2 separate regions of the Homo sapiens genome follow, and region 2 is linked to region 1. A link is a loop called in an ENCODE intact Hi-C map of the cell type or tissue named here. Cell type or tissue: PC-9. All regions are shown on one strand. Each heading gives the region's core, and the rest is flanking DNA. Links, peaks and the distances in the headings are about the cores only. Region 1 has its middle 46 kb from the start of SHANK2. Region 2 has its middle 7.8 kb from the start of KRTAP5-11.

Region 1 (9,881 bases), core at 4,585-7,084:
ACTTCACAGTCTGGGTGTATTAGTCAGTTCTTGCATTGCTATAAAAATATACCTGAGATTGGATAACTTATAAAGGAAAGAGGTTTAATTGGCTCATGCTTCTGCAGGCTTTATAGGAAGCATAGCAGTTTCTCCTTCTTGGGGAGCCTCTGGAAGCTTCCTATCGCAGAAGAAGGCAAAGGGGGAACAAGGCACTTCACATGATTGGAGCAGGAGGAAGTGGGGGGAGGAGGTGCCATACATTTTTAAGTGACCAGATCTCATCAGAACTCACTCACTGTCACAAAAACAGCACCAATGGGTAAATCTGCCCCCATGGTCTAATCACCTTTCATCAGGCCTCCACCTCCAACATTGGGGATTACAATTCAACTTGAGATTTGGGGTGGGAACACAAATCCAAACCATATCACTGGGCTTGTTTGTACTCATCCTTCTTAGGAAGGCCTTCCAAGTATTTGAAGAGATTTGAGTTTTGTGATGTAAGTCTTTGGTCACTGCAGCCATATCTGCATCGGGGGGCACCCCAAGCCTAACACTGTGGCTCCTACAGACTTGTAGAGGTAATGCCTTGGTAGTCTTCGGTAAGATCTGGGAGAATTTCCTGGATTACTGGGTAGAGACTTGTTCCCTTCCCTTACTGTCCCCCAAACAGAGTCTCTCTCTCTCTCTGTGCTGAACTGCCTGGAGCTGGGGGAGGGGTGATACAAGCACCCCTGTGGCCACCAACACTGGGACTATGCTGGTTCAGACCCTAAGACAGCACAGCACTGGGTCTTACCAAGGCCCATGGTGACCACTGCCTGACTACTGCTTATGTTTACTCAAGGCCCAAGGGCTCTACAGTCAGCAGGTGGTGAATCCAGGCAGGCTCGTGTCCTTCCCTTCAGGGTGACAGGTTCTCCCTGGCTGTGGGGGATTCCAAAGATGGCATCTGGGAACCAGGACCTGCAGTCAAGAACCTCAGGAAGATACCTGGTGCTCTATTCTACTGTGGCTCGGCTGGCACTCAAGCTGAAAAACAAAGTCCTTCTCACTGCCCGCTCTTCTCTCTCCTTTCCTCAAGCAGAGGAGTCTCTCTCCATGGCCACCACTGCCCCAGCCTTGTGGTGAGTACTGCCCAGCTACTGCTGATGTTCACTCAATGCCCATGAGCTCTTCAATCAGCTTGTGGTCAATGCTTCCAGGCCTGTGTCTCTCCCTTCAAGGCAGTGGGCTCCCCCTCTGGCCCAGGACAGGTACAGAAATGCTGTCCAAGAGCCAAGGCCTGCAAGTGGGGACACCAGCAGCCCACTTGGTGCTATACTCCACTGTAGCTGACCTGGTACCCAAGCTGCAAGACAAAGTCCCCCTTTCTCCTCTCTCTACTTTCCTCAAGGAGAAGGAGTCTCTCTCCCCATAGCCACCACATCTGGGAAGGTTCTGGGTCATGTCTGAAGCCAGCATGGCTCTGAGCCTCACCCAAGGCCTGCAACAAGTAATTCTTGGATAGTGCTGCTGATTATTCAGGACTCAGGGGCTCTGTAGTCAGTTGGTGATGAATCCTGCCAGGACTGGGTCCTTCTCTTCAAGGGAGCAGGTTTCCTCCTGTTCCGGGGTGTGTCTAGAAATGTCGTCCAGGAGCTAGGGCCTGGAATAGAGGCCTCAGGACTATGCCAAGCAGAGGGACGGAGTCTCTTCTGGAGCTGTGAGCTGCACTGCCTGGGATTGGAGGATGGGTGGTGCAAGCACTCCCATAGCTGCCCCGACTGGTGTCTCACTAGGTCATGTGCAGCCCAAGTCCACTGGCTCTTAGCTCAGCACCAGGACTTGCCCAGGGATTACAGTCCTTGTGGCCTAGACTTCCTTCGAGTTTACTTAGAACCCCAGAGCACTTTAGTTCATGGTGTCAGGGCTTGCTGGAACTCAGGTTTTGACCACTGAGATGGGTGGTTTCCCTCCAGCTAAGGTTGGTCTAAATGCTCCCTCCATGATCACCAGCTGAGTTCTGCCATGTGTTGCTTTCTGCTGTGACAGCACAGCACGGAGTTCCAATGCAAAGTCCCACAATCACTGCATTATACCTCCCCAGAGTGCACAGATTCTCCCTCCATGCCACGCGGCTGCTGCCAGGGGATGGGGGATAGGTGGCATCAGCAATTCAAGGCTGACTTTCCTGCCCTCTTCAGTGCATCTTTCCTTAATATGAAGTTAAAACCAGGTACCATGATTGCGCACCTGTATTTGGTTTTTACAAAGGTGCTTTTCTTGTGTGGATAGTTGTTCAATTTGGTGTTCTGTGGGGGGTGGGGAATGGTGATCACTGGAGCCTTGCATTGAGCCATCTTGCTCTGCTTCCCGACCTCGAGATTGAGTTCTATCCACAAACCAGGAGACACAGGAATTACACTTTTGTGGCTGATTACCTCCTTAACATTATTAAGACATGGAGCCATTTCCCTGGACACAAATGTGAAGTCACCGTGTAAAGGGCAGGAAGGAGCCTACCCTGGCAGTGATGTCAGGCAGGACCAAGATGGCGGCCATGGAGACACCTGTGAACGGGTGTGCTTGGGTTAGAAATGATTATCAAGCACAACAGCAACGTGCTACCAAGTTTGTGATCTGGGGAAAGAGAACACAATACAGAAACAAAGGGGGCATTGCACAGGGGAAGGTGCAACATAAAGCTACTGTCTATAGACTCAATCACCTACTGCACATGCACACGAGTACCGAGAACCTGCCTGGTGGTTGATGCACCCTTTTCCCAGATGCAGACATGAAGGAGATGTGGGTCCCTGCCTCATGAGCCAGATTCATGTAGAAACCAATGACTTCAGGGCAATATAGATGCCAGTGGCTTTTTCTGTGGTGTAGGGCTGCCAGATTCAGCAAATAAAAATGCAGGATACAAAAAGATGCTACACATCTCATGTCATCATCAGGGAACTGCACATTAAAAAAAACGATGTAGGCCAGGTGCGGTGGCTCATGCCTGTAATCCCAGCACTTTGGGAGGCCGAGGCAGGCAGATCACGAGGCCAGGAGATCGAGACCATCCTGCCTAACACGGTGAAGCCCTGTCTCTACTAAAAATACAAAAAGAAATTAGCCAAGCATGGTGGTGGGCACCTGTAGTCTCAGCTACTCGGGAGGCAGAGGCAAGAGAATGGTATGAACCTGGGAGGCAGAGCTGGCAATGAGCCGAGATCGTGCCACTGCACTCCAGCCTGTGTGACAAGGTAAGACTCCGTCTCAAAAAAAAACCAACAACAATGTAATGCCACTACACACCTGTTAGAGTGCCCCAAATCTGACACACTAACAACAACAAATGCTGGGGAGGAGGTGGAGCAACAGGAACTCTCATTCATTGCTGGTGGGAAAACAAAATGGTACAGCCACTGTGGAAGACAGTTTGGCCATTTCTTGCAAAACTAAACATACTCTAACCATATAAACCAGCAATTATACTCCTCAGTATTTACCTAAGGACTTGAAACTTAAGTCCACACAAAAATCTGCACACAAGTGTTTATAGCAGCTGTATTCACAATTGCCCAAACTTGGAAGCAACTGAGATGTCCTTCAGTAGAGTAGATACATAAGCTGTGGTACATCCAGACAATGGAATTCTATTAGCAATAAAAAGAAATGAGGTACCAGCCATGAAAAGAAGTGGAGGAGTCTTAAATGCATATCGCTACATGAAAGAAGCCAGACTGAGAATGCTGCACACTTTAAGATCCCAGATAACGATATGACATTTTGAAAAAGGCAGCACTATGGAGACTATGGAAATACGATGGTCGCGATGGGTATGCAAGTACAATGGTTGTGATGGGTTGAGGAGAGGGAGGGATGAAGAGGTGGACCACAGAGGATTTTTTTTACTTTTTTTCTTTTTTTGAGACAAGGTCTCACTCTGTTGCCCAGGCTGAAGTGCAGTGGCGGTATCAGGGCTTGGCTCATGCAGCCTCAGACTCCTGGGTTCAAGGGATCCTCCCACCTCAGCCTCCTGAGTAGCTGGGACCATAGGCATGCACCACTACACTTGGCTAATTTTTCTTTTTTTGTGGAGATGGGGGTCTCACTATGTTGCCCAGGTTGTTCTTGAACTCCTGGGCTCAAGTGATCCTCCCTTCTCAAGTCTCTCAAAGTGCTGGAATTACATGCATGAGCCACTGCGCCTGGCTTCAGGAGATCTTTAGGGCAGTGTAATGATTCTGTTTAATACTGTAATGGTGAAGACATGTCATTGTAACGTTTGTCCAAACCCACAGAATGTGCAACCCTGAGAGTGATCCCTAATGTAAACTATGGACTTTAAGTGACGATGTGTCCATGTAGGTTCATCAGTTGTAACCAATGCACCACTCTGGTAGGAATGTTGGCAATGGGGGAGGCTGTACATGTGCGGAGGCGGGGGTATATGGGAACTCTCTTTCTGCTCAATTTAGCTGTGCACATTAAACTGCTCTTAAAACAAGGATGAGCTGTAGTTGAATCTTTTTAAATGCAGGATTCACAGGCAATATGAATTTCAAGTAAGCAATGGATAAATGTTTTAGTGTAAGTATATCCCATGCTATATTTGGGACATACTTATCTTAAACATTTTTTTTGCTGGCAAGCTTACTTTAGAGAGAGATGTAAGAAGAGTCAGAAAATTCAGAGAAGTGGGTGTTGTTTCTTAGTGAACAAGGGGCCAGAGGGTTTGGACCAGTGGTTTCTGGTTCTGAGGAGGGATGTGGCCACCTGACTGCCTCTGCTTCCTCTCCCAGATGGAAGGTGCAGGTCTCTGTTGTATAAAAGGAGGAGGCCAGAGCCCTAGGCTTTGCTTAAAACAGTCTCAGAAATAGGCAGGTCTGCTGTGTTTCCCCATCCAAGGACCCAGTCACACCTCGCTTAGAGGTGGACGGCATCCCCTGGTCCTGTGAGAGCATCCCCTGGTCTGGTGTGGGCACCACAGGCACGGCTGTAGGGGCAGCCCACAGGCCAGGCTTCATGGACGAGCTGCTTCAAGTTACAGCATTTCAGATGCCCTTCGGCACCTGCCGATGTTCTCCGGGACACTGAGGTTTTGGTCGTGGGCATTATGTCAACAGTTTAAAATAGGCATTTTTAGAATCCTGTGATATAATTGCTTTCAGATTCAGCCTTTAAAAAAAGTTTCTTTGAGCCTATGGTGGCTCCAATTCAGAAGAGAACATCTTCTAAGTCACTCCGTGAGACCCACATTTCAGTAGCAGTCTTATGCCATTTCGTTCATTAAACAAGTATTTATTGAGTGCCTGCTGTATGCCAGACACAGTCTGAAGATGCAGCAGGGAACTAGCCACACCCCTGCCCTCAGGAAGCTGACCTTCCAGTGGGGAGACATCAGCAATAGAAGTAAATAATCAATATGCTGGGGACCACCAGGGATGTAAAGAAAGCTGGGTGCGGTAGGCAGGGTACGGCCTCCCAGTGAAGTGTCCAATCCCGGGAGCCTGCGAATATCTTACCTGATGTGGAAAAAGGGGCCATGTAGATGTGACTAGGGCCTTGAGGCGGGGAGATGATCCTGGATTATTTGGATGGGCACGGTGTCATCACAGAGTCCTTAGGATAGGGAGGCGGGGTCCCTGTGGGTAGGAGATGTGGCAACACAAGTGGAAGTCTATTCAGCATGGGACAGAGACTGGAAGATGCTACGCAGCTAGTTTGGCCTCGCAGGTAGGGACCACGAGCCGAGCCAAGGACCACAGGCGGCCGCTAGAAGCCAGACAAGGCAAGGAAACAAGTTCTCCCCGGAGCCTCCAGCAGAACCCAACCCTGATGACCCCTTGATTTTAGCCCAGTGAGACTCCAGACTTTCAGAATTGCTACAGAATAAATGTCTTGTTTGAAGCTACTAAGTTTGTGGTCCTTTGTTGCAGCATCCCCAGGGCACTCCTACGCGAGGTCAGGAAGTGAATTTAATGTTAGTGTAGGGACGGGGGACAGGAAAGTCCTGCCTGACAAGGTGACATTTAAGCGGATGCAGGGTAAAGCGTGGCTTGTTCTGCGGCAGCAGCCACGCTGATCCAGAGCTCAGAGCCCAGCCCAACACTGGGGGACGTGACACAGTGAGGAAGTATGAAGCTCCAGCAGGAACGCCAGCCAGAGGGAGCACCAGGAATGAGTCATGTCAGCCTGGACGTGCCCAGCCCCAAATTCCAGCATAGCTGCTCACCAGCCAGTCACTCGACCTCCCCAAACGTGCTTGTTCTGTTTGTCATCAGTTCAGTGATGTGGCCACAGAATCCGCTCCAAAGGGCCGCGTGGTGGGTTGCGTGGTGACTTCCCGCAGAGGGTACATCCACCCAGGACCTGTGTGTGCGGCCTTGTTTGGAAAAAGGGTCTTTGCAGATGTGATTAAGGAAATGCTGAGGTTATTCTGCATGGGAGCGGCTGTACCTCCAGCGTCCTCATGAGAGAAGAGAAGGGAAGGGCAGAGGACACGGAGGGGATGTGATGGAAACACAGAGCAGACACTGGGGTGATGCATCTACATTCCCAGGAGCATCGTGGATCACCAGCAGGTACCAGATCCCAGAAGAGACAAGGAAGGACCCTCCCCTAGAGCCTCCAGAGGAACCAGCCCTGTGACACCTTGATTTTCGACTTCTGGCCTCCAGCCGGGCGTGGTGGCTCACACCTGCAATCCCAGCAGTTCGGGAGGCTGAGGCAGGTGGATCACTTGTGGTCAGGAGTTTGAGACCAGCCTGGCCAACATGGTGAAACCCCGTCTCTACTAAAAATACAAAAATTAGCCAGATATGGTGACACATGCCTGTAATCCCAGCTACTCAGGAGGCTGAGGCAGGAGAATCGATTGAACCCGGGAGGCAGAGGTTGCAGTGGGCCGAGATTGTGCCATTGCACTCCAGCCTGGGAGACTCCATTTCAGACAAACAAACAAAAAACTGGCCTCCAGAACTGTGACACTAATAGATTTCTGTTGTTTCAAGCCTCCGAGTTTGTGGTTCCCATTTGTTCTGGCAGCTCTAGGAAACTAAAACAAGCTTCGAGGAGGAAAAAGAAAACAAGCATGAAAAGTTCCTATGCACAGGAGGCCCTCACTACGAATTAGCCCTGATTGCTACAAGCCAAGAGCCATTTCTAGAGAACAGACCAAGGAATAAAAATGTGCGCTCTGTTTATCACAACTGGAAAACCAAAGAACAAAAGGGAGAAGTGGCCACCCAGCGCAGATAAAAATATTTAACAATGTTCTATTTCACAATTTTGCCTGGTCTGCTACCCAGACTTGATGATCAATGAGGAGTTTTCTCTTTTTTTTTTTTCCCAACCAAAAAGAACGTGTTGCATAAATTCAGGTTTCCAGGGACCTGAGAAAGGCAGAAAAACAGCCTCTCAAGCTCTCCCCATCAGCCAGGCAGTGGCCTCAGCTTTCCAAACCTCATCAGTGAAACCCTGGGGACGGACTGATGTGGAATAGCCCAGGGAAGGAGGCAGGGGCCTTTTCTAATGACTCTGAAGAAGCCAGGCACAGCTGCTGCCAGGAAAATGAAAGACACAGGTACTGACAATGGAAATTGAATGGAGGTTTTGGAGAAAATGCAGGCAGAAGCAAAGATTTAGGACGTATCTATATCCGAGGTCTTTCCTGGAGAGATGCCTTCTTGGAAGCTGGGTACATCTTCTTACAGAACAAATAGAAGGCTTGCCAGCCTTCTGCTCTCAGCTTCTGAGAATGACTCCATTTGTCACCGCACGCGCTTGTCCCATCTCTGCAGGCAGCTTTGGATGGTGTCCCTCAGGACTCCGTATCTGGCTAATTTTTGTATTTTTAGTAGATACGGGGTTTCACCCTGTTGGCCAGGCTGGTCTTGAACTCCTGACCACAAGTGATCCACCTGCCTTGGCCTCCCGAACTGCTGGGATTGCAGATGTGAGCCACCATGCCCGGCTGGAGGCCAGAAGTTGAAAATCAAGGTGTCACAGGGCTGCTTCCTCTGGAGGCTCTAGGGGAGGGTCCTTCCTTGTCTCTTCTAGAATCTGGTACCTGCTGGTGATCCACGATCCTCCTGGGAATGTAGATGGTGTTTACCAGGGTGCACAGGATAGGGGATAGTGAGAGTCTGAAATCACAGGGCCAGAGTGGAGTTGGAGGGTGACTGGAGGCCCTCTGTCCCTAGAGACCTGGGCCGAGCCAGTTTCCTCACCCGTTAGCCAGGCTGGGTTGCTCGGCGGCCCAGGACACAGCACGACCCCTGCAGGGGCCCAGCTGGGAAACTTCCAGAGCAACCTGCCTACAGGAGGGCAGTGCTGGTCTGACCTGTGTTAAGGAGGGACGGCAGGATGAACTGCCCACCTCGAACAGCCCCTCTTTCCCCGGCGTGTCATGAAAGCCCCTCCTCTGGGGACCCTGTTAGAGTGAACTGCTTCTTCCACAGTTCTTCCAGAACATGCGGCTTATGGCCCCATCACAACACCTGGCATGCTGCTAAGGAGCCGTCAGGAGACAGAAACCACACGGGTATTTCGGCAGCCAGAATTTAATAGAGAAGAATACAGAAGGGATGCTAGCTGGGTGCCAGTGACTTCTCCCCAGCTGATCCACGCACGGTGAGAACTCAGACGTCATGAAGACAACAACAGCAGGACTCAGCCACTCCCACGGAGGTGAGGCTGCCACCATAACAGCAAGGAAGCCAGGAAGTGCAGCCCACAGGGCGTAAACTGAGACTTCCAAGGAGGAAGCGCTGGCTGGCTGGCTAGCTGGGGGGTGTCTCTTGGGGGTGGGGGACACAGGGTCCCTGGTTCGTGAGGGTTGGGAAAATCATAGGCAAGATCCTTTCTGCTATGGGAAGGAAAGAAAAAGAAAGGAGCAGCAGCAGCAGCCGTAGGAGCAGCAGCAGCAGTAGGAGCATGGCCAGAACAGGATCGAGGGACAAAACCTTCCCCATCCAGCCCCGCAGTCCCCTCCAGCATCCCCTGTGCGAGCCAGCCAGGCGCCAAGAACGCCCAGTGTGCAAGGGCAGCTGTGACATGGAGAGGCCAGGGTCACGCACACCCCTTGGGCTGTGCAGCCTCTGTACGCACCCTTCTTCTCCTATTTGCACATCTCTCCAACAGCAAGGCAACTTAAGCTTCTGTCTAACAAGCTGCAAGCATCCTCCACACAAATGAAGATTTTTCTTACCCTCTCCCCCAACTGAGGAGCTGTAGAAGCCATCAGTCATTGTGTCTGTCTTTGGCAGCTGGTCCTAGCACTACCTCTGGGCCATGCCAGATCTTTCTCCTCCTTCTCCTCCTCCTCTTCTTCTTCTTCTTGACAGGGTTTTGCTCTGTCACCCAGGCTGAAGTGCAGTGGTGCTTTCGCAACTCACTGCAGCCTGGCTAGGCTCTAGTGACCCTCCCACTTCAGCCTTTCCAGTAGCTGGGACCACAGGCATGTACCACCATGCCCTGATAATTTTTGAATTTTTTGTAGAGATGGGGGTCTTACTATGTTGCCCAGGGTAGCCTTGAACTCCTGAACTCAAGGGATCTTCTCCTCTCAGCCTCTCAAAGTGCTGGGATTGCAGGTGTGAGCCACTGCCCCAGCTGAGATAGTTCTTAAATCCAATCACCACTTTGATTAGTCCTCTACAGCTGATGTAGCAAATTACCACAAATGTAGTGGCTTCAAATGACACCAATTTATTGCTGCTGTGGTTGAGGAGGTGAAAAGTCAGACAAAAGTCTCACTGGGCTAAAGTCAAGGCATCAGCAGGGCTGGTTCCCTCTGGGCCCTCTAGGGGACAATCTGTTTCCTTGCTTTCTCCAGCCTCTCGAGGCTGCCCAGTGTCTTGGCTGCTGGGCCCTTTCTCCATCTTTTAAGGAGAAACATTGCCTCTTTCGCTCCA
Region 2 (9,881 bases), core at 2,608-5,107, 290 kb after region 1:
ATATTAATACTAATATTAAGAAATAATTTCTAATAAAAAGTTTTCAGATTATTGTTAATATTAATTATTAGGAGCCAATATTACTGTTTTCTAATGAATAAGATCAATATCAGTTATTAATATCAGGCGTCATTAATCAATATTAATCATGCATTGTTATCATTAGTATAACTATTTAATATTAATTATCATTATCGGTATTGATTTTAAAAATTATATTATGGGTTATTAATATTGATAATTATTAGTGTCCATTAACAATTGAGATTATTAATTGCAGTAAGTCATTGCGCCATTCCACCCCTCCCTCGGCAGCTTGTTTATGACCCAAAATGGGGACACAAATGCCCCTGAGAGAGCAGCAGTATACTGGGATAGATGAGGATGGTCAAGTGCTGGAGAGGCGTGTTTTTGGCTACCAGTCCTTCACCTGCGTCGATCTTCTCAACTGGAAAAACAATACACCGCCCTATAGCGAAAAGCCACAAGCCCTAATTGATTTGCTCCAAGCTGTTATCCAGACCCACGACCCCACCTGGGCTGATTGGCACCAGTTGCTCATGTTCCTCTTTAACAGCGAAGAAAGGCGGAGAGTCCTCCAAGCAGTAACTAAGTGGCTAGAGGAACACGCACCAGCTGATTATCAAAACCTCCAAGAGTATGGAAGGACCCAGTTGCCAGGAACCGACCCCCAGTTGGACCCACATGAAAGAGAGGAGATGCAAAGGCTAAACCGAGACAGGGAAGCTCTCTTGGAAGGATTAATGAGGGGAGCTCAGGAAGCCACAAACGTTAACAAGCTCTCTGAGGTCATTCAGGGAAAAGAAGAAAGTCCAGCACAATTGTATGAGAGAGAATTGTGGGAGGCCTATCGTATGTATACTCCCTTTGATCCCGATAGCCCTGAAAATCAGCGCATGATTCACATGGCTTTAGTCAGTCAAAGCGCAGAAGACATGAGAAGAAAACTGCAGAAACAGGCTGGGCTTGCAGGGATGAATCCACCACAATTACTAGAAATAGCTAGCCAGGTGTTTGTAAACAGGGATGCAGTAAGCCCTAAGGAAAATGGCAAAGAGAATGGAAGTCAGGCCCGGTGACACGACGACCTGTTTGTCAGCTGCAGCAATCAGAGGGGCCCCCCCAAAGAGGCAAGGGAAGGGGGGCCCTGGGAAAGAAACTCAGCTTGGCTGTCAGAGTTTGCAGCATAACCAGTGTGCTTATTGTAAAGAAATAGGACAGTGGAAGAACAAATGCCCTCAGCTCAAAAGAAAACAAGGTGACTCAGAGCAGGAGGCCCCGGACAAGGAGGAAGGGGCCCTGCTAAACCTGGCAGAAGGGTTATTGGACTGAGGGAGACCCGGCTCAAGCGTTCCCAAAGAGCCTCTGGTCAGAATGACAGTCGGGGGTGGAGACATTGACTTTCTTGTAGATAGCGGTGCTGAACATTCGCTAGTAACCGCCCCGGTCGCCCCCTTATCCAAAAAGACTATTGATGTCATCGGAGCCACGGGGGTTTCAGCAAAGCAAGCTTTCTGCTTGTCTCAGACTTGTACTGTAGGAGGACATAAAGTCATTCATCAGTTTTGGTACATGCCTGACTGTCCCTTGACCTTTTCGGGAAGGGACTTGCTCAGCAAGCTGAGAGCCACTGTCTCTTTGACAGAGCACAGCTCTTTACTGCTAAAGTTACCCAGAACGGGAGTCATTATGACCCTTATGGTCCCCCGAGAGGAGGAATGGAGACTTTTCTGAACTGAGCTGGGCCAAGAGAGAAGACCAGCTCTGGCTAAGCGGTGGCCAAGAGTACGGGTAGAAGACAACCCTCCGGGATTGGCCAGTTAAGACTGGGGCCCAGCCGGTGAGGCAAAAATAGGACCTGGTCCCCAGAGAAGCCCTTCAAGGTATCCAGGTCCGTCTCAGGCACCTAAGAACTTTTGGAATTATTGTTCCTTGTCAGTCTCCATGGAACACTCCCCTCCTGCCTGTTCCCAAGCCACGGACCAAGGACTACCGGCCGGTACAGGATTTGCGCTTGCTTCATCAAGCTACACTGACTTTCCATCCAACAGTACCTAACCCGTCCATATTGTTGGGGTTGCCGCCAGCTGAGGACAGCTGGTTCACCTGCTTGGACCTGAAAGACGCTTTCTTTCCTATCAGATTAGCCCCTGAGAGGCAGAAGCTGTTTGCCTTTCAGTGGGAAGATCCGGAGTCAGGTGTCACTACTCAGTACACTTGGACCAGGCTTCCCCAAGGGTTCAAGAACTCCCCCACCATCTTCGGGGAGGCGTGGGCTCGCGACCTCCAGAAGTTTCCCAGCAGAGACCTAGGCTGTGTGTTGCTCCAGTAGGTTGATGACCTTCTGCTGGAACACCCCACGGCAGTCAGGTGTGCCAAGGGAACAGTTGTCCTACACTGGCACCTGGAGGACTGTGGGTATCAGTTGTCCAAGAAGAAAGCTCAGATCTGCCGACAGCAGGTAAGTTTCTGGGGATTGACTATCTGACAGGGGTCGGAACGCAGCCCGGGATCAGAAAGAAAGCAGGTCATTTGCAATCTAGCAGAGCCTAAGAGCAGAAGGCAGGTGAGAGAATTCTTAGGAGCTGTGGGGTTTTGTAGACTGTGGATCCCAAACTTTGCTGTATTAGCCAAGCCTTTGTATGAGGTCACCAAAGGGGCGGGGACTGGGAACCTTTGGAATGTGGATCCCAACAACAGTAAGTCTTTCATGAGTTAAAGGAAAAACTTCTGGCAGCGCCAGCCCTGGGGCTACCTGATCTGACAAAGCCTTTTCCATCGTATAATCAGAGAGAGAAAAGATGGCAGCTGGACTTTGAACCCAAACTGTGGGGCCCAGGCCTAGGCCGGGGTCCTACCTCTCTCAACAACTAGACTGGGTCTCTAAAGGATGGCCCCCCTGTTGGAGGGCCTTGGCAGCAACTGCCCTGCCAGTACAAGAAGCAAATAAGCTGACTCTTGGGCAAAACCTGAACATAAAGGCCTCCCATGCTGTGGTGACTTTAATGAATACTAAAGGACATCATTGGCTAACGATGCCAGACTCACCAAGTACCAAACTTTGCTCTGTGAAAATCCCCATATAACCACTGAAGTTTGTAACAGCCTACACCCCGCCACCTTGCTCCCGCTATCAGAGAGCCCTGTCGAGCCTGGTTGTGTAGAAGTGTTGGACACAATTGACTCTAGCAGACCTGACCTCCGGGGCCAGACTTGGGCATCAGTAGACTGGGAACTATACATGGATGGGAGCAGCTTCTTCAACCCCCAAGGAGAGAGAGGTGCAGGATATGCAGTGATAACCCTGGACACTGTTGTTGAAGCCAGATCGTTGCCCCAGGGCACTTCAGCCCAGAAAGCTGAACTCATTGCTTTCATTCGGGCCTTAGAACTCAGTGAGGGTCAGACTGTCAACATTTACACTGATTCTCAGTATGTCTTTTCAACCCTTCAAGTGCCTGGAGTGTGATAGAAAGAAAAGGGCCTATTGAACTCTGGGGAAAAAGACAGAAAATATCAACAAGAAATCTTGCAATGATTAGAAGCAGTATGGAAACTCCACAAGGTGGCAGTTATGCATTGCAGGGGACACCAGTGAGCTTCCACCTTGCTGGGTTTGGGGAATTCCCGCGCTGACTCAGACGCTCGAAAAGCAGCATCTGCCCCCTTCTGGGCATCAGTGCTCCCTCAAGCACCTGATCTTGGACCTACTTCTAAAGAAGAAAAGGACTTTCTCCAGGTAGAGGGAAGGACAAGTGATGGAGGAAGGATGGATTCGGTTAGCAGATGGGAGAGTAGCTGTGCCACAGCTGCTAGGAGCTGCAGTTGTACTGGCTGTGCAAGAAACCACCCATCGAGGTCAGGAGTCACTGGAAAAGTTGTTAGGCTGGTATTTCTACATCTCACCTTTGTCAGCCCTTGCCAAAACTGTGAGGCAGCGGTGTGTTACCTGCCGACAGCATGATGCGAGGCAATGTCCAGCCGTTCCGCACGGCATATGAGCTTATGGAGCAGCCCTCTTTGAAGGTCTCCAGGTGGACTTCACAGAGATGCCAAAGTGTGGAGGTAACAAGTATTTACTAGTTGTTATGTGTACCTACTCTGGGTGGGTGGAGGCTTATCCAACACTAACTGAGAAAGCTCGTGAAGTAACCCCTGTGCTTCTTTGAGATCTGATTCCTAGATTTCGACCGCCCTTATGGATCGGCTCAGACTACGGGCCTGCGTTTTTGGCTGCCTTGGTACAGAAGACGGCAAAGGTATTGGGGATCACACGGAAACTGCATGCCGCCTCCCGGCCTCAGCATTCCGGAAAGGTGGAGCGGATGAATCGGACTATCAAAAATAGTACTATTGTCTTCCCCACTGGATATGTAAAACAACACCACAAGCGGCGTCAAATGACCTGCTAAATTTGAGGGAATGTTATCCTCTCCCCCACTCCCCCGGCCCCAGATATTAGAGACAATAACAAAGGGGTGATGTACACCCACTGCTTTATTGGGAGTAATATCATCCTCTCCCTTCCTGGATATTAGGAACAATATCACACTGTGCGTGTACGCCTGTCGCGAAATTCAATGGAATGTCATCCTGCGCCTCCCTGGATATGACGAACAATATCACGGAGGATGTACAACTTCTGAGATTTTGGGAGTGATATCATCCTCTTCCCTCTGGAAGTTAGGGACAATATCACAGGGGTAGTGTACACCCTCTGGGATGTTCGGACTAATATCATCCTCCCGCCCACTGGATATTAAAAACCATATCACAAGGGGCGTGTACACACACTTCGATATTGGTATGAATACCAACCTCTCCCTCTTTGCATATTCGGTGCCATATTTCAGGTGGGGTTTACACCACCTGCAATATTGGAAGTAACATGATTTTCTCCCCCCCGGATATCAGAAACAATATCACAGGGGGTTGTGAACAACCCCTGCGATATTTGGAGTAATATCATTGACTCCCCTCACGATTATTAAGAACAATATCGTAGTGGTGGGGGATGTACACCCCCTTTCATATTTGATATCATCCTCTTTCCCCCTGGACATTAGGAGCAATATCAGGAAGGGATGCACAGACCCTGCGACCTTTGCTGTCATAGCATTGTCTCTCCCCTAGATATTAGGAAAAAATGTCACTAGCGATGTGAACAGCCCTGCGATATTGAGAGTAGTTCCATATTGGGAACAACATCACAGGTGGGGTGTACTGCCTCTGTGATATTGGGAGTGAAATTTTCCTCTCTTCCCCTGCACATTAGGAAGGGTATCAGAGGGGGAGGGTGTACATTCCCTGCGATATTCAATGTAACCTTATCCTCTCCCTCCCAGGGTATTCAGAACAATATTACAGGAGGGGTGCACACCCTCTGTGATATTGAGAGTCATATCATCCTCTTTCGCTCTGGATATTAGGAACAATATCACAGGGTTGTGTACACCCCCTGCGATATTGGGAGTCGTATCATCCTTTCTCCCTGTGGATATTAGGAAGAGGATCACAGGGCTATGGAAACCCCCTGCGGTCCTGGGAGTAATATCATCCTCTCTCCCTCTGAAAATAGGAAGATTTTCACAGGGGTGTGTACACCCCCTGCGATATTGGGAGTAAGATCATCCTCTCCACCCAGGAAATGACTAACAAGGTCACGAGGGGGTGTACTCCCCCTGCGATATTGGGAGTAATGTCGTCCTCCCCAAACCTGGATGTTAGCAACGAGCTCACAAAGGGGGTGTACACACCCTGCGACATTGGAAGTAATATGATCCTCTCCCCACCTGGACACTGGGAAAGATACCACAGCGCGGGTATACGTTTCCTACGCTGTTGGGAGTAATATCATTCTTTTCCTTTCTGGATATTAGGGAGAATATCACAGGGGTGCTGTACAATTACTTCGACATTGGGAGTAACATCATCCTCTAGTTTCCTGGATATTGGGCACAAAAACACAAAAGGGTGTACAACCCCTGCGATATTGGAAGGAATAGAATACTCTCCTTCCCTGGATGTTAGAAAACAATATCACCATGGCTGAACACCCCCCACCATAATGGGAGTCATGTTTACTCTTTCGCAGGCCATTTGGAACAATATCACAGGGGGTGTTTACAAACGGGGTGGTGTACACCCCCTGTGATATTGGGAGTAACATCATTCTCTCCACCTCCGGATATTAAGAACAATATCCTGGCGGGAGGTGGTACACCCCCAGTGATATTGGGAATAATGTCATCCTCTCCTTCCCTGGATATTAGGAACAAAATCACAGGGGGGTGTACACCTTCTGTGATATTGGAAGCAATATCATCCTCTCCCGCGCTGGATATTAGAAAAAAATATCACTCACGGTGTACACCCACTGTGATATGAGGAGTAATATCTTCCTAGGGTATTACGAATAATTTCACAGTCTGTACACACATGGTGTACACTCACTGTGATATTAGGAGTAATATCTACCTAGTAGATAACAAATAACATCGCAGGGGGTACACCCACTTTGATATTAGCTGTAATATTTTTCTAAGTTGTTACAAATAAGATCACAGAGTGTACAAACATGGTGTACACTCACTGTGATATCAGGAGTCATATCTCTGTAATACATTATGAATAATATCACAGGGTGTACACCCACTGTATTATTAGGAGTAATGTCTCTGTAGGATATTACAATTAAGATCACAGGGTGTAGAGCAACCATGATATTAGGAGCAATATCTTTCTAGGATATTACAAATAATATCACAGGGTGTACACCCACTCTGCTGTCAGGAGCAATATCTCCCTAGGATATCAAAAATCCTATCACAGGGTGTCCAATCTCTGCCTTCTAGGTTCTAAGGGATTCTCCTGCTTCAGCCTCCCGAGTAGTTAGGGTTATCCGCCACCAGTCCCGGCTAATTTTTTTTTTTTTAATTTTCACTGGAGACGGGGTTTCACCACGTTGGCCAGGCTGGTCTGGAACTCCTGACCTCAGGTGATCCATCAGCCTCGGCCACCCAAAGTGATGGGATTACAGGTGTGAGCCATGGTGCTGGGCCAAGAGTTATAGATTCAATTCATTTGGAAACACAGCTCCCATCTTTGAGTGTGCATGTACCTTTATGAAGAAATGATGTCAGAAAACCGAAGGATGATGATAAATATGAAAAGTAACAGGCATGGGAAAAGGTCTTCCGATTGAGAACTATAACGTTTGATTTCGTTTTCAGATAATGGGGTCCTAGCTCTTGTGTCGTCCTTTTACATATTCTACATCAATGGAAGTTGTAGCACGGTGTCAGAATAAAGTACAGTGTATTTCACGGCTTCTTAATTTCTTTCAATTAGACTGAGATCTTTTTCTTAAAGAGAGAAGGACATTGTCATTGCATTGTATTTTTTTCTGAAAAGGGTAGGCCGTATTTTACTGAGATCAAGGATTTGTTATAAGACGTTTTGGTCTTCTAATATTCTTCAGTGGATTTTCTCTAAAGTAGTATGTACAGAAAGCCTTGTATAGCAAAAAAGTAAATCACGTAATAATTCTGAGATTTTTTTGGAATTGTCACAACTGAGAAACATTGCTGGTGGTGTATGGTCCGCAAGTGTGAAAATGTTCCTTCTGAATTACTTGCATCAAGCATTAAGAGCTGGTTTTTATCTTTTATTTTTCCAATCCTCTTTCCTTCTCAAGGTGTCCAAGACACACAGAGCCACGGAATCTCACAGGTGTCTGAGAATTCCTCCTCCTTGGACTCCCAGAGGATCCAGAACTGCAGCCGGTTCTCGCTTTGCTCTCCCTGTCCCTGTCCATGTATCTGGTCACGGTGCTGAGGAACCTGCTCATCATCCTGGCTGTCAGCTCTGTCTCTCCCCTCCACACCCCCATGTACTTCTTCCTCTCCAACCTGTGCTGGGCTGACATCGGTTTCACCTCGGCCACGGTTCCCAAGATGATTGTGGACATGCAGTCGCATAGCAGAGCCATCTCTCATGCGGGCTGTCTGACGCAGATGTCTTTCTTGTTCCTTTTTGCATGTATAGAAGGCATGCTCCTGACTGTGATGGCCTATGACTGCTTTGTAGCCATCTGTCGCCCTCTGCACTACCCAGTCATCGTGAATCCTCACTTCTGTGTCTTCTTCGTTTTGGTGTCCTTTTTCCTTAGCCTGTTGGATTCCCAGCTGCACAGTTGGATTGTGTTACAATTCACCATCTTCAAGAATGTGGAAATCTCTAATTTTGTCTGTGACCCCTCTCAACTTCTCAAACTTGCCTGTTCTGACGGCGTCATCAATAGCATATTCATATATTTTGATAGTACTATGTTTGGTTTCCTTCCCATTTCAGGGATCCTATGGTCTTACTATAAAATCGTCCCCTCCATTCTAAGGATTTCATCGTCAGATGGGAAGTATAAAGCCTTCTCCACCTGTGGCTCTCACCAGGCAGTTGTTTGCTGATTTTATAGAACAGGCATTGGCATGTACCTGACTTCAGCTGTGTCACCACCCCCCAGGAATGGTGTGGTGGCATCATTGATATACGCTGTTGTCACTCCCATGCTGAACCTTTTCATCTACAGCCTGAGAAACAGGGACATACAAAGTGCCCTGCGGAGGCTGCTCAGCAGAACAGTCGAATCTCATGATCTGTTCCATCCTTTTTCTTGGTGGGTGAGAAAGGGCAACCACATTAAATCCCTACATCTGCAAATCCTGCCCCTTAGTCACATTCTTTTTGTGGCTTGATGGCTTTTATTCCTTTCCGCATTTCCTTTGTGAATATTGCTTTCTTCGTTATGCCTTTCACTGGAATGGATGAGGATTCTGGGATCCTTTGTTTAGCAGAAACCTCATGACAGAATCCTCTATACCTAGGCGGCCTCTTTTAGTTTCTGAGCAATAACCCTGTCATCCAGGTGGAATCACAACCATCTTTTTATATACTCGAAGTCCTCACTTCGTTTTGGAATTCCCTGAAAACTGACTTTATGGAAACAATGTACAGGAGGTCCTCCAACACCATTGGTTGTTCAAAGTTGTGTAGTTATACTGTTGATGAAAAATAAGTGGTTTCACTATACATAATTTGCTTCAAGGTGAAGTTTCCAACAGACTTTCAAAGATGTTAAGTGAGGACATACTGTACATCAAATTCATATCCTCTTCCACAGTCCATGTGGAATTTCTTTATAAACTGCTTCTAGAGAATCTATTTAGGCAGGTTCTGTGTAGAGATCCATGTCGCCGTTCCTCAATCTTGGCTTTGAGTCAACTCACCTGGGGAGCTTACAAATGATGAGGCCTGGGTCTCAATACCTGAGATTCTGATTTCCTTGCACCTGTGTGAGTATGTGGATTTTTTTTTTTTTTCTTTTAAAGCACCAGAGGTGGTTCCAATGACGAAGTTTTTAGGGGCATCAAGCTCCAATGAATAAGAACAGAAATTAATTGTAATATGATTTCTTCAAATATTATCTTTAAATGCATTGTCCATCAACACCATACAAACGTTTATTATGCTGTTTTTTCTTAACATTTCGCATTTTCTGTTTCTTTCTTTTCCTTATTTTTTGAGGCAGAGTTTCACTCTTGTTGCCCAGGCTGGAGTTCAATGGCACGGTCTCGGATCACTGCAACCTCTGCCTCCCCTATTCAAGCAATTCTCCTGTCTCAGCCTTCCAAGTAGCTGGGATTACAGGCATGCGCTACCATGCCTGGCTAATTTTTTTTTTTTTTTTTTTGTATTGTTAATAGAGACAGTGTTTCTCCATTTTGGTCAGGCTGGTCTTGAACTCCCGACCTCAGGTGAACTGCCCGCTTCCGCCTCCCAAAGTGCTGGGATTACAGGCATGA

Evidence for each region. A loop is a pair of places that touch in the nucleus more often than their neighbours do. Peaks named below come from ENCODE experiments on the same cell type or tissue, not always from the same donor. Only the 100,000 strongest peaks of a DNase experiment are listed, where the experiment ranks them.
Region 2: it touches region 1 in a loop (24-fold over the local background); 1 of 110 quality-filtered maps calls a loop at or near these places.

The regions. Positions count from the first base shown.
Region 1 is chr11:71,293,359-71,303,239 of GRCh38, forward strand. No RefSeq gene overlaps it. Among named protein-coding and RNA genes, the nearest start is that of SHANK2, 46 kb to the left of the region's middle. RefSeq lists enhancers at 5,545-6,744, 7,829-8,486. In PC-9, for the core only: no CTCF peak of the experiment used is centred there; a DNase peak (open chromatin) is centred at 6,093; H3K27ac peaks cover 2,345 bases.
Region 2 is chr11:71,585,721-71,595,601 of GRCh38, forward strand. It overlaps the pseudogene OR7E87P. Among named protein-coding and RNA genes, the nearest start is that of KRTAP5-11, 7.8 kb to the left of the region's middle. In PC-9, for the core only: CTCF peaks have their summits at 3,710 (motif pointing left) and 3,930; a DNase peak (open chromatin) is centred at 3,631; H3K27ac peaks cover 478 bases.